2 separate regions of the Homo sapiens genome follow, and region 1 is linked to region 2. A link is a loop called in an ENCODE intact Hi-C map of the cell type or tissue named here. Cell type or tissue: gastrocnemius medialis. All regions are shown on one strand. Region 1 overlaps PDE4D (phosphodiesterase 4D). Region 2 overlaps PDE4D (phosphodiesterase 4D).

Region 1 (5,000 bases), 100 kb before region 2:
ACTTTCCCTAACAGATGTTCAGGAGCTGAATTTGTATCCTAATTCTAGTCTTGCTAGTATTTATTTTTGAGACCTGCAATCCATCATTATACTAACATGGCAATGCCTAGGAAGTTTAATGGCTATACGACTTCTAGAAAGTGCCTTTATTACATATCTGACACATTGCAAATTCACAAGTGGAGTACAAACAATTTCAGCAGCTTAGATGACATTTTCCTTCCTGCCAGTGGTCTGAACTCACCAGGTAGCAACACCCAAAGCATTACATTCTGTCTCCCTGAGTTGCATTGTATTTTTGATATCACAGCATAAACTGTCAAAGGAAGTATTTCTCTAATTTTAATTGGGGTTACTAGGGTCAAAGCCAAGTTTCCAAAGCTCATTTTGTTTTTATCTTATTATCATGCATTTATAGTAAGCCATTTATTTTTTGAAGCAATCCTTATTATAACTTGGAAAAAAACTATTTCGTAATGTGGTCAGATGTGATTAGATCACTGTTTTATGCTCAGACGTATGTTCCACCTTTTCCCATAATGCTGTGACATTTGGGGTTTGTATAGCTTCATGAATCGAACTTAAACAGTAATGCATTTTCACAAATAAATAGAATCACTCTTCCTACCTATTATGATGGATCTTAAAATATCCTGCCACATCTCTCTCGTTATTCATTCAGTTTCTGATCTTAGTAATTTACCTATACATTAAAACATTGTAATTATGTATTTAAATCACCAGGACACCTATCATTTGGTCTCTAAAACTGAGTTGCTGGTTGTTAGAGAAAAATGTATTTAACTTGTATTTATGAATATAACTGGATGAGATTCTGGTTATTTAATAGGCAGTTTAACTTGAGAAACAGAGTAGATGGGAAAAATGAGAACTTACTGTGCTTTAACAACTTTACATTAATTTGTTGGTTCATTGTGAGCTAGTTTATTACAGTATATTGAACTGTTTACCAAATAGTAAACTCGATTCCAGTGTTTAGAACATGCTTTTTTAAAATGACATTCTTAACCATTTTGCCTTATTGCAAGGCATTTACGTATATACATTGAGAAGCTGTATCTGATCATGTTTCTGCAGAGATGTGTTATGAACTGCTTTAGTACACGGATTTTTGAATCTTAACAAAGGATTTTGGCCACCTGCAAAATAAGAGGTTTTCATTCTTTTTAGAATAGTCTTTTTTCTGGGTCCCCAGTGTATATTTTGCCAAAATGCCTAAAATATTGCAATAAAAAAACTCAGAGTTTGGTACCAATCTGACAATTAATTTTTTTAAGCCTTTAAAAGTATATAAACAATTTTAGCCAATGGACACCTCTCACTGAATTGACCATATAGATCATATTAGTCCATTTTCACACTGCTGATAAAGACACCCTTGACACTAGGAAGAAAAAGAGGTTTAAGGGACTCAGTTCCACATGGCTGGGGAGACCTCACAATCATGGCAAAAGGCAAGGAGGAGCAAGTCGCGTCTTATATGGATGGTGGCAGGCAAAAAGAGAGAGCTTGTGCAGGGGAACTCCTCTTTATAAAACCATCAGATCTTGTGAGACTTATTCACTATCATGAGAACAGCACGAGAAAGACCCACCCCATAATTCGATTGCCTCCCAGGACACATGGGAATTGTGGGAGCTACAATCCAAGATGAGATTTGGGTGGGGACACAGCCTAAACATATAATAGACCTATCAGTTCCCTACACTAATAAACTTCCCTGGTATTATTTCCACAGCACATGTACCCTGGAAAATTAGCTCCAGGTGATGAGAAATTCAGTTGAGGGCAGTAAAAAAGAAACCAGGTATTCTCACACTAATTTGAGGGTTTAATCTCACTGGGCCTCCTGTTTGTTTTTAGTGCATTGGAGGAAAATTAGATTTTCTGAGTAAATAGAAATGAGCAATGTTCCTATGTATATACACTTAACTCTTCAAAAAGAACAACATAGGTCTGTACTGGCACAAGTAAAATGTTGTAGAAATTGGGTCAGGTGCCAAGTGTGAGCAACCTCACTCTCCCTAATCAGACAGCATTTCTTATATTATTTCTGGATTAATATAAGTAGGTAATCTTGAATAAATTCTCTAGTGAATGTTCTACATCATTTATTGTCAGTGAATGTACAGATGGGATAGTCCCAGTAAATTTTTTTAGAAAACCAAACCATGTTCAGGATCATGGATACTTGTATTCAAGGTTTTCATGGGCATTCAAGGAAGAAAGAGGTGATGCAACATGCCGTAAGCCAGATTCTCTAGAAAACAGACTTGGAGGCAGAGATTTAGGCCCAAGAAATTTGTTTGGGGGTGGGGTTCTCTTAAGATCAACACCTGTGTGCAGTAGATTTCTCTCTCTTTGGATAAAGGCAATTCCAGGAGAGAGACTTAGCTGAGAAGACTCCCAGCTGCTGGGGGAATGAATGCCTCAATCCTGAATGGGTATCTGGGTTGCATATTTGAGCAAAACATCCTAACTTTAGTAAATAAAGCTACAGCTTTTTCTTATTTCTCCTATCTGCTTCTTGCCTGGGCAACCTAAAATTTATCCATTATCCCTGCTATCTCACCAGGAAGAGTATAGCGATAAAGAGCAATTTCTATATCTTATACATTATATTTAACTATAACATTTATTGTTATTAGATAGTTAGATTAAGTAAGAAATAAGGTATTCATGATTCTTTTGAATCTGTGTGAATATACATATAGTTAAATAGTGACATTGAAAGTATGGTGAATTTTTATATCATCTTTCTGGAGAAATACTGAGGAAAATACTTGAATTTTGCATAACCAAGGCATCAGTTACTATTCACAATGAGACTACAGAGAAAGCTTTCCAAAATGTTTAAATGAAATATGCTTTCAATGTTATGTGGTTTTCCTGTGATGTAGCTACTTAATTAGCATTGTATCAATCACCACTGACATCAAATATGATAACTTGCTTTACTGGAAAGTCACTGCTCAATCTCATGAATGAAATTGATGAGGTAGAAGGTAATGGTGCATTGCCAAGAAAACAAGAAAGAAGGGAGCTAAAAATTGAGAGTTACCTACTTTGCAGTATCTGCTTTATATATGGTATCTGATTTCAGTTTATCTGAACCCTCCCCTGGAAGTAGCTATTATCAACTTTATGTTATTTACTTACTCATTTTATTCTTTTTAAAAAGAATAATGAGATGTTTTAAACATAGAGAAAAGTGCACAGGGCAATATAAAATCACATACATAATCATCTCCCAAGAGTAACTAATGTCATTATAGGTAAAGTTTGCTTCATATCATTTTAAATATAAATATTGCAGATATGCTTGAAATATATGTTAGGCCATATGTGTTCAAGCTGAGGAAAGGTAGGTTCAGAGAGAAATAATCTTGGCCAATCTCACTCTGCTAGTAAGTAGGGCTAAGATTTGATCGTCTATACGTGGATCGTGGAACTCATGTTCTTTCCCTCCACTATGTATACTTCCTCTGTACTCCCTGAAGACTTAATCTGGATAGAGATACATTGCCTAGAGTTTCTCTATAGTGGGAGAAATGAGCCTTTTACTTTCGTGGTACCACGTCAGTTGCCAATTGATTCTGGCACATAAAAATGTATTATATCTTTACCTGTTTAATTATTTTCTGTACCACATCAAAGGAACAAGATAAATTTGGTTATAATAGTTTATTTTACTTTAATTTACTATTATTAGTCATTGCAGTACACAAATGCAGATGTCTGAAGGGATGCACAAAGATGACAAATGAGGCATGTAACATATAAAGAAATACTACATTTCTAAGTGGTTTACATTATGTGTATGAACATGAATTACCTGCATGGATTATTTTTAAGTTCAGAAACTGTTTTTAGTTGGTTTTCTTTCTTTTCTATAGCTGTTATTTATGTCTCCAGCTTCATCTTCAAAGTGGAGATCATAATATTTATCTCATAAGACTCTTAAAAAATGAGATAAAAGCATTTGATGAAAGCATATGAAAGCATTTGACTGAGCAATTAGTATAAAGAAGCTACTTAGTACTTATTTGCTATGGTCACCTGAAAAGAAAAGCTATTTTGCATGCAGTGGTAGGGTTGAGAAACAGCCAATATATTAAATATTTTAAAATATTTTTGTTTAAGTTCAACCACCTACTTTTTAGAAAATCACTTAGCATATGAAATTTATTTTAAGAGGATACTTACTCCACAGTTGCTTTAGAAGAAAGAAAAAGAAAATCAGTTTGTAAAATGAGATAATTGTAAGGGTATCTCATCTTTGTAGCCATATGAGAGAGTCCAAAGAGCTAAGCAAATATTTGCGAAATGATATTTTTACTATACTGGAAGTAATAAACAATTAAAATGTTGTTATTAAGGCAGTGCTGATATTATAATTTTACTATCTCTAGAGGAATACCAGAGATCTTATTAAACACATGCTTTTTTAAAGTTGAAATCTTAGATAACTATTATCATTACTATATGTGTAAGAAAACAACGGCATGGAGAAAGATGTGCTCTATAGAAAACTGGTAGGTTATTAAAATATAAAGAAATAGGGAGAAAACTGAAAATTGCATGATATTGTCAAGTCTCCCTTGGGACTCACCCACACAACAGTTCTTTCATTGCAAGTTTCTTTTTTCCTTAATGAGTCATTTTGAGTTCTTTTTAATGTGGGCACAAGGAAACAAATAAGGATTCTTCCATGCAGCTAAGGCACCCCAAATCTTATTAATTCAAATGTTGAGAGCATTGAAGCCATAAAGACAATAAGAATACTGAAACACCATGTATCTGCTTTCATTTAAATAGCCAAACAATTCTGTATTTTCCAAGTGGGCTTCCTTAATATACATATTTTAAACCTTGTAAGGTAATTCTCCAGAGAAATATGGAGGTCTAAAAGACAAAGTAATTCCATTTATCACCTTAAATCTCATTTAATTAGGGAATAATTCTGATATATCAAGAAA
Region 2 (5,000 bases):
ACAAGGTATATTAGGGTTCTCTGGAAGAACAGAATTAATGGAATATATATATATATATATATAGACACACACACATATATATAAAGGGTAGTTTATTAAGTATTAACTCACGTAATCACAACGTTCCACAATAGGCCATCTGTAGGCTGAGAAGCAAGGAGAGCCAGTCCAAGTTCCAAAACTGAAGAACTTGGAGTCCAATATTTCAGAGAAGGAAGCATCCAGCATGGGAGAAAGATGTAGGCTGGGAGGCTAGGCCAGTCTTTCTTTTCACATGTTTCTGCCTGCTTATATTCTAGCAGCGCTGGCAGCTAATTAGATTGTGCCCACCCAGATTAAGAGTGGGTCTGCACACTGACTCAAATGTTAATCTTCTTTGGCAACACCCTCACAGACACACCCAGGATCAATACTTTGTATCCTTCCATCCACTCAAGTTCACACTCAGGATTATCACAGAAGGCATACTATGTTCTGAGCTTTCTTCTCTGTACTGTAAAAAAAAATACAGCAGTGAATGAAACAGACAAAAATTCTACCCTTGTGGAGTTTATATTCCAGCTGGGAGTGAAAGATGAAAATAATTTATATATTATATATATATGTAATATATAGAAATATATATTTATTTATATATCTATATTTAAAAATATGTATGGGGAAGATTTTGTGATAAATACCATGAAGAAAAGTGTATTAGAGAAGAGGTTAACGAATGTGTGTGTGGTGGGTGGTGGAATTTTAAGTGGTGTTAGGAAAGACCTCATTCAGAAGGTAGCATGTGAGCAAACATGAAGGAGGTACAAAAAGTCCTCCTGCCATCATGGAGGGACAGTAAGAAGGTCCTGGTGGCTGGAGTGAAGTAGCAAAGTGGAGAATAAGGGAAAAAGTTGGAGATGAAACAGAAGGGGACTCAGAGCTCTATTCATCTTACTAGTGGCTTTGCCTTATTAAACAAAGACCTTTAAACAGATGTTAACAAGATCCCTCTGACTCCTAATTTGGAGATGACTTTAGGGGAATAAGGGAAGAAAGAGAGATCAGTGAGAAGCAGAATTCTTTTTTTCAGGGTCTTTCTCATTGTTGTTCTCACTACCATCATCCTTTGGACAGACAGGTACTCTTTTTAAGTCAATTTGATCTAAATGTGGGTTTTAAAAAAATCCTTTTCTTTGTTTAACAGCTGAGACAAAGCAGGAATTTTAAAGCAACACTTTACTGACAAACTATGTAGAATCAAAGTAACATGAAACTAGATAATTTGTTCTATCATAGGAGATATCTTATTCAAATGAAGTCCCCTAGGAGAAACTCTTCTTCTGACTCCCTCTTCACACTGGACAGCAGAGGCCATCTTTAACTTTCCCACAAGAGAGGGCTCCACAAGACATAGTCATTACTCAAGAGATTGAGAATCAAGACAGAGAAGTTTAGTCTCCTCCTATGCTTACTTAAGGCTCACCTCCTTAACTCTGATTTCCTCTCTGGGAAATCTCTATTCCTCTGGTGACTGTATACTGGGATTTAGTACAACATTTAGGGAAGTGCAACCTACTCAAAATATCCAAATATAGCACCATAATTCTAACACTCTAATAAGAGGCACATCCACGTATTTTCAAGGGTGGGGAAAGATCATTAAATAACAGTATGAGTTATATTATGTTCTCAGTAAATATTAGTTACCTTTTCTTCCTCTTGGAGTGACTTTTACCACCCTCTGTAACTCATCTAGCCTTATCTAATGGGAGGCCATTTTATTTTGGGATGGCATGACTACATAATTTCAAGCTATTTCTTATGTTATTTGCCGCCTCTTAAATATCTTCCCCTTACCTCCTTCTCATACAAACCTTAAAGTTCTTCATAAGTCACAACAACTTATAAGGTCTTTTACCTAACTGAACCGATGTCTTCTCTTTGCTGTACATTTACATGTCTATAACAATCATTTTTCATTTAAATATGAAACTCTTGGATATAAAAATATTAACTTGAAAAATAGTAACCCTGATTTGCTCTTTATACTTTAACACCTTTTGTTTCTTTGTTTATAAATCCACTGTGCAAAGCTGTTTATGCAGCAGAAATTTAGTAAACATTCTGTGAATGTCTGAAACATCCATTCATCAATCCACTCACACAAAAACATTAACATATACTTTGTCATGCATTGTTAGATGTTCAAGCATGAAAATCAAACAGTAGTGAAGAATAATTTATTGTAAATATTATTTTTCAGGGAAGAGAACACTTTAGAAATAACTTCTTGAGAAATTGGTTTGGGAAAATAGTATATCCAAAATTAGAGAGCGCCATCTTGTGGGCAAGTGAGTATCTCACACAAATAATAACTATTATAAGTTGCAAAAATAGAATTTCTTCTCTTTTTTTCTTACAATTCAAATCTCCTTTTTACTGTAAATATTTGTATTGATGCATAATAATTATACATATTTAGGAGGTACATGTGATATTTTGATTCATGCATACAATGTGTGATGATCAAATCAGGGTATTTAAGATAACCATCACCTCAAACGATTATTATTTTTTGTGTTGGGAACACTTCAGCTCTTCCAGATATTTTGAAATATACAATAAATTATTGTTAGCTATAGTCACCTTTCTGTGTTATCGAACACTAGAACTTATTTCTTCTATCTAACTATATGCTTGTACCCATTAACTAACCTCTTTTCATCCCACCTCTCTCTTCCCAGCCTCTGGTAACCATCATTCTACTCTCTACCTCCAAGAGATCCACTGTTTTAGCTCCCACATATGAGTGACAACATGCCATATCTGTCTTTCTGTGCCTGGCTCATTTCACTTATTGTAATGACCTCCAGTTCCATCAAGGACACTTAGGTTGATTCCATATCTTGGCTATTGTGAATAGTGCTGCAATAAACATGGGGGTGCAGGTGTACTTTTAATATACTGATTTCCTTTCCTTTGAATAAATTCCTAGTGGTGGGATTGCTGGATCATATGATAGTTTTATTTTTAGTTTTTTGAGAAACTTCCATACTGTTTTCTATTATGGCTGTACTAATATACATTCCCATCGTCAGTGTATAGGAGTTCTCTTTTCCCAGCACCCTTCCCAGCATCAAATAAAATCTTTTAAAGAGGCTCTGTCTGTCCTAGCTGAAGAACTGAAAATATATATTAAAATTTTATATAATTAATGATATTTTAAACAATCCTTAGAAACTAATTGTAATATTTACAATTTACTTTTAAATTTCTTGAATAGCTAAAAATGAAGGCTCAGCAAAGAAATTACTAAATATCATAAACATGACATACTTTTCATAAGAAAGCTTATAAAACTGTTAATGAAAAAGGAGACAGAATTCTTAGAGATTATCTCTTTAAGGGGTCTATCACTTTTTGGGTATCTCAGGGTGCTTTGAAAATTTGACTAGATCAAATCTCTCTTGAAAAATGTAAATGTACACACAATTTTTCATATAGTTTCAGGGGCTTCACCAACTCCCCTGCGGTTGACTCATGAACCCATTCATGAACTTCATATTTTAAATACTTACATTTTACATAATATACAATTAAAGTCTAGAAGGTTTGGGGGTAAAAGCTAAAATTTGATTCCATTATCTCTTCATCCCCAAAACCTCATGCTCACACAATTTTATAAGATTGATATAGATAGATCAAATCATGATGAAATATATTTGCTACATCGTTTGAGTTCCTAAGCTAAATCTTAAAACTTATAGTTTCTAGGCTATTAATGTTCCTTACATCAACAAAAATAAATATTTAATATTAGGTTCATGTCATTCATGGTATATCTGTCACAAATACCCTTGATGTCCATTCTATCCAAAATAAAAGATGTTATTATGGATTTCCTTCTTTTTCAGGGCTGGGTAGAATTCTAGTGTGTGAGTGTGTGTGTGTGTGTGTGTGTACCACATTTTCTTTATCCATTCATTGTTGATGAACACTTAGGTTGATTCTGTATCTTTGCTATTGTAAATAATGCTATAATGAACATGGGAGTGCAAATATCTTTTTGACACACTGATTTCACTTCCTTTGGATATATACCTAGTAGTGAAACTGCTGGATAATATGGTAGTACTATTTTTAGCTTTTAAAGAACCTCGATGCTGTTTTCCATAATGGCTATGTGAATATACATTCCCACCAACAGTGTAAACATCTTCCCTTTTCTCCACATCCTTGCCATCTTTCATCTTTTTTGTACTAACAGGTATGAGTTGATATCTCATTGTGGTTTTAGTTTGCATTTCCTTGATTATTAAGTGATGTTGAACATTTTTTTCATATACCTGTTGGCCATTGGTATGGCTTCTTTTGAGAAACATCTGTTTAGATCCTTTTCTTGTTTTTTAATCAAGTTATTTGTTTTCATACTATTGACCTTTTTGAGTTCCTTATATATTTTGGAAATCCTGTCATTTGGGATCACATGGATGAATCTGGATGACGTTATGTTAAGTGAAATAAGTCAGGCACAGAATGACAACCACCACATGATCTCATTTAAATGTGAAAGCTAAAAATGTCAAACTCATAGAAACAGAATAAAATGGTTGTTAACCAGGGCTGATGGGTGGGGGCTGAAGACTGGGGCAATGTTAGTCAAAGGACACAAAATTTCAGTTAAACAGGAGGAATAAGTTCCAGAGATCTATTGTACCTCAGGGTGACTATAGTTAACAACAATACATTGCATACTTGAAAATAGCTAAAAGAGTAGATTTTTAGTGATCTTGCCACAAAAAAAGATAAGTTTGTGAGGTAATGTATATATTAATTAGCTTGATTTAGCCACTTCACAATGTATACATCTATGTAAATAAAATGTTTTACATCATAAATATATACATTCTTATTTGTCAATTTTTAAATATATATATACCTTTTAGAATTACAGCTTAGCCTTGGGTTAATGAAGTCATGACAGTACGAGGTTTATAAAACTGAACAAAGAATCCTAACCA

The links. Peaks named below come from ENCODE experiments on the same cell type or tissue, not always from the same donor. Only the 100,000 strongest peaks of a DNase experiment are listed, where the experiment ranks them.
Region 1: a loop joins it to region 2, with 2.6 times the contacts of the local background. A loop is called at or near these places in 27 of 110 quality-filtered maps.

The regions. Positions count from the first base shown.
Region 1 is chr5:59,489,407-59,494,406 of GRCh38, reverse strand. All of the region lies in intron 1 of PDE4D (phosphodiesterase 4D), which reads left to right. Among named protein-coding and RNA genes, the nearest start is that of MIR582, 210 kb to the left of the region's middle. In gastrocnemius medialis, no CTCF peak of the experiment used is centred here; no DNase peak of the experiment used is centred here.
Region 2 is chr5:59,387,567-59,392,566 of GRCh38, reverse strand. All of the region lies in intron 1 of PDE4D (phosphodiesterase 4D), which reads left to right. Among named protein-coding and RNA genes, the nearest start is that of MIR582, 310 kb to the left of the region's middle. In gastrocnemius medialis, a CTCF peak has its summit at 2,319 (motif pointing left); no DNase peak of the experiment used is centred here; H3K27ac peaks cover 1,952 bases.